Regions from separate parts of the Homo sapiens genome. Here region 2 is linked to region 1. A link is an interaction called in ENCODE POLR2A ChIA-PET data of the cell type or tissue named here. Cell type or tissue: Panc1. All regions are shown on one strand.

The links. ChIA-PET counts read pairs that join two places held together with the same protein. Peaks named below come from ENCODE experiments on the same cell type or tissue, not always from the same donor. Only the 100,000 strongest peaks of a DNase experiment are listed, where the experiment ranks them.
Region 2: POLR2A ChIA-PET joins it to region 1 with 16 read pairs; 3 of 35 experiments call an interaction of 5 or more read pairs at or near these places.

What each region holds. Positions count from the first base shown.
Region 1 is chr6:43,469,858-43,472,357 of GRCh38, reverse strand. No RefSeq gene overlaps it. Among named protein-coding and RNA genes, the nearest start is that of TJAP1, 6.5 kb to the left of the region's middle. In Panc1, no CTCF peak of the experiment used is centred here; no DNase peak of the experiment used is centred here.
Region 2 is chr6:42,959,476-42,961,975 of GRCh38, reverse strand. All of the region lies in intron 1 of CNPY3-GNMT (CNPY3-GNMT readthrough), which reads right to left. GNMT (glycine N-methyltransferase) reads right to left here and starts at 1,222. Exons shown (of 6, transcript NM_018960.6): 1 at 1,003-1,222. The coding sequence starts at 1,208. RefSeq lists enhancers at 774-823, 1,002-1,503. In Panc1, no CTCF peak of the experiment used is centred here; no DNase peak of the experiment used is centred here; H3K4me3 peaks cover 1,621 bases.

The sequences.
Region 1 (2,500 bases):
ATCACGCCACTGCCCTCCAGCCTGGGTGACAGAGTGAGACTCCGTCTCAAAAAAAAAGAAGAAAGAAAATAGAATGGTCATTGCCAGGGGCTGTAAAAAATTAGGAGTTAATGTTGTGTTCTTATTTTGTTTTTGTTTTTTTTTATTTATTTATTTTAGAGGCAGAGTCTCGCTCTGTTGCCCAGGCTGTAGTGCAGTGGCATGATCATAGCTCACTGCAGCCTCAAACTCCTGGGCTCAAGCGATCCTCTAGACTTAGCTTCCCAAGTAGCTAGGACTCTAGGCACACCTGCCTAATTTTTTAATTTTTTTGGAGGGCATCTATGTTCACCACTGTACCACCAATGCTTTTTAAATTTTTTATAGAAACGGAGTCACACTTTGTTGTCCAGGCTGGTCTTGAACTCCTGGACTCAATAGATCCTCCTGCCTCAGCCTCCCAAAGAGCTGGGATTACAGGCATAAGCCACCACACCTGGCCATCCATACATCTTTATATGATACCAAGTCTTGTTTTCTGGCTTCTGGTGAGATCTCACTTTCCCAACTCTAAAGCAGGAACTCCCTGAGAGCAGAGCTTGTTTCCCTCACCTCAGACTTTGGGCACCCTGAGGCTAGAGTCTGTGCCTTCCCTCTCAGACTGTGAATCGAATCCTGGGAAAGCTCAGAAAGTGCAGAAGTGGTTTACCTCTCTTTTCTGGACTGCACTGGGACCTGTTTGTCCAGCTCTGCTTCACTCTGACCCAGTAGGAGCTGGGCAGTTCTCCAGTCCCTCATCTCTTTGCTGAATCAGGAAGTCCTCCCTCCATCCCAGGTCAACACCTGAAAGTTGGCCTTGAAAGTGTAACTGGGCAGCTTAACTTCAAAATGCATTTTCAAACCTTTCTTTTCCTTTCTCTCAGGTCTCAAGATGTAACCTTGAAGCTTACTGTGTAAACTCTTTTTTCTCCCTTCTCCTTATTCTTAAAATATAGCCTTGAAATGTACTTTCTTTCAGGCCGGGCGCAGTGGCTCATGCCTGTAATCCTAGCGCTTTGGGAGGCCAAGGTGGGTGGATTGCCTGAGTTCAGGAGTTCAAGACCAGCCTGGGCAACACGGTGAAACCCCGTCTCTACTAAAATACAAAAATTAGCTGGGCGTAGCAGTGTGCACCTGTAATCCCAGCTATCTGGGAGGCTGAGACAGGAGAATCTCTTGAACCTGGGAGGCGGAGGTTGCAGTGAGCCGAGATGGCGCCATTGCACCCCAGCCTGGGTGACAGAGCGAGACTCTGTCTCAAAAACAAAAAAGAAAGGAAGGAAGGAAGGAAGGAAGGAAGGAAGGAAGGAAGAGAAAGAAAGAAAGAAAGAAAGAAAGAAAGAAAGAAAGAAAGAAAGAAAGAAAGAAAGAAAGAAAGAAAAGAAAGAAAGAAACTTTCTTTCTTTTTTCTTTTTTTTGTTCTGAAACAGAGTCTTGCCATGTCTCCCAGGCTGGAGTACAGCGGCACGAACTCGGCTCATCACAACCTCCACCTCCCGGGTTCAAGTGACTGTCCTGCCTCAGCCTCCCAAGTAGCTGGGATTACAGGCACATGCCACCAAGCCCAGCTAATTTTTGTATTTTTAGTAGAGATGGGGTTTCACCATGTTGGCCAGGCTGGTCTCAAACTCCTGACCTCAGGTGATCCACCCGCCTTGGCCTCCCAAAGTGCTGGGATTATAGGCGTGAGCCACCACGCCCGGCAACCTTGTTCTTTTTAACTGGACTCTGTAAGTGGTGACTCACTCTGTCGCCCGGTCTGGAATGCAGTGGCGCGATCTTGGCTCACTGCAACCTCTGCCTCCCGGGTTCAAGCGATTCAGCCTCCTGAGTAGCTGGGACTACAGGTGTGCACCACCACACACGGCTGATTTTTGTATTTTTAGTAGAGGTGGGGTTTCACCATGTTGGCCAGGCTGGTCTCAAACTCCTGACCTCAAATGATCTGCCTGCTTCGGTCTCCCAAAGTGCTGGAGTTACAGGCGTTAGCCATGACACCTGGCCCAAAAATTTCAAGTAAATCTCCAGAGATGACTCCTTTAGCAGCTACTGGAAGGGCTGGACCATGACCCATCTGTGATATTGGTGCTTCCCCCACCACCCCATCAGCCCTGGGTAGTTCCAGAGTGGAAGGGGCTCCACAAGTACATGAATGAGTGGTACCGCGGTGCTTCACATGCATGGTTCTAGCTATGAGTGACCCTCTCGTCTTTCCAGGTCTGTGTACATGCATCTGCACACCCTTGTGGTTTCAATGGGTGTGTTCCTTTGCTTGACTTTTTTTTTTTTTTTTTTTTGAGACAGAGTTTCACTCTTGTTGCCCAGGCTGGAGTGCAATGGCATGATCTCGGCTCACTGCAACCTCCGTCTCCCGGGTTCACGCAATTCTCCTGCCTGAGCCTCCCTAGTAGCTGGGATTACAGGCATCCACTACCACATCTGGCTAATTTTTTAGTAGAGACAAGGTTTCACCATGTTGGCC
Region 2 (2,500 bases), 510 kb after region 1:
TGGCAATCCTGAGAGGTAAATAGTGTCATTCCCATTTGAGAGACAGACAAGCTGAGGCTCCTTGAAGTTAAAATACGTGTGCACAAAAGGCAGTAGAACATGGTGGTTTAGAGCACAGGACAAAGCCGGGCGCGGTGGCTCATGCCTGTAATCCCAGCACTTTGGGAGGCCGAGGTGGGCAGATCACAAGGTCAGGAGATCGAGACCATCCTGGCTAACACGGCGAAACCCCGTCTCTACTAAAAATACAAAATATTAGCTGGGCGTGGTGGCAGGCGCCTGTAGTCCCAGCTACTCGGGAGGCTGAGGCAGGAGAATGGCATGAACTCAGGAGGCGGAGCTTGCAGTGAGCCGAGATGGAGCCACTGCACTCCAGCCTGGGCGACAGAGCACGACTTCATCTCAAAAAAAAAAAAAAAAAAAAAGAGAAAAATAGAGCACAGGACAGATCTTAACCAACCCGGGCCTGTTAGCTCCTTTTCACTGGATGATGTATGAGGGAATTTTACTTTGCTGAGGCCTTACTTCCCCAGTAGTAAATGAGAGAATATCACTGCTTAACTTCATGGGGCTTTGTGAGGGTTTGAAAAAGTGATGTATCAAAAGCTCCTGGCACTGGGCTTGGCAGGTGCAAATGTTGAGCAATGTTAACTGTTAACACTGCCCAAGGCCATCACAGGAGGAATATTTGCAATCTGTCCGTGGCTCTGGCTCCAAAGCCTCAGGGACGCTCACTTTTTCTGCCCACACCCTCACTCACACTCAGTCTCCCTTCTCCGGGGCCTCTCCCTGCGAACCGCTACCTGGACCCCTAGCCTCACGGGGCACTCGCAGTGCCTGTTCTGCCGGGCAGGTACCTGCTCCTGGCCCTGGTGTCCCACCCGTTCCAGGATTGGCAAAGGCCGCCCTGACGTGCCCGGCCCTGTGGTTCTGCGGCCGCGCAGTACAGGCTGAGACAGACCCCGATCTCATGCAACGCCCCCGGCCCCGGCCTGGGCTCACCCAGTGCCACAGGCTACGTCGAGCACCCGCTGGCAGCCGTGCTGGCGCAGCAGCCCAAGCAGCCATGCCTTGTACTCGGCGGTGCGGCTGCGGGTGTCTCCGATATACAGCTGCCACACGCGCGCCGCCTCCCCGTCCGCGTACTGGTCCGGGAGCCCTTCGGCCGCCACCCCCAGGGAGCGGGTCCGGTACACGCTGTCCACCATCCTGCGCCGCGCCTGGCTCCGCAGCCACCCGCTCCGCACTTAAAGCATAAGCACTGCTGGCAGCCGACAGCCCCACCTGGCCAATAGCAGGTGAGCGCGCGGACACGCCCCTGCCGGGCTTTGGGCCGGGCGCCCGAGTCTGTCCAGCTGCAGGGAGGGCGCTGCCTCGCAATCCTGGGCTAGGTCCTTTTAGCCAGCCTGCGGACCCAGCCCTCTGTGCAATCCCACGGCGGGAGAGGACCCTCGGAGCCCTCTGCCCACTTAACCCGGGTCTCGAGGAGAAGGCGAGAGGGGTCAGGAGAGGCGGGAGCAATGAGATTGCCACTCCATCCCCTGAGATCCGCAGAGCTGAGCGCCAGGCGGGCAGGACTGGACCGTTCCCAGCGAAGGAAGGCATCAGCATATCTAAACAAAGATTGTGCCACCGAAGTGTGTAGGTATAGTCAGCCGGTGCAGGGAAGACAGGGGGAGTCTCTGGAGGTAAAGCTGGTCTGTCCACCGAATCCAGGGGCGGAGCCCGGCTGGAATACGGTAACACGGTAACACGGTGAAACCTGGCTAACACGTCTCTACTAAAAATAAAGAAAGATTAGCTGGGACATGGTGACACGCGCCTGTAGTCCTAGCTACTCCGGAGGCTGAGCCAGGAGAATCGCTTGAACCCGGGAAGGCGGAAGTTGCAGTGAGCCGAGTGCACCACTGCACTCCAGCCTGGGCAACAGAGCAAGACTCCGTCTCAAAAAACAAAAAGCAAAAAACAAACAAAACCCTCTGCTTTCACAGGAAGCAGGAGAATAGGGTCTAGAGACAGGGAACATAAGGCCAATTCACACTTCAGTTATAACGGGAAATATCCTCTCCATAGGGCGTATGCCCGCCATTAATAACTTTGTAACTGTAACTTTACTTCATCCTCTTCATTTACATAGGGTGTACCCCAAGTAGAGGGTATTTAAACTCACAAAATGTAACAGGGCCTTTGAGCCCCTATGCTCATGCTCGCTCCCACACTGTGGAGTGTACTTTCATTTTCAATAAAATCCTTCATTCCTTTCTTGCTTTGTTTGTGCATTTTGTCCAATTGTTTGTTCAAGATGCCAAGAACCTGGACATCCTCTACCGTTAACATATTTTGGCGAGCCAGCCAGCAGAAAGAGGTAAGCCCAAAGTTTGGGATTCATTTTTCTCCCTTTCCTTTCTGCTCAATTACAGGGCCGCTCTCGCGCTTCTCTCTCTCTCTCTCTCTCTCTCTCTCTCTCTGCCTCTCTCCTCCTTCCTTTCCAACTTGGGAC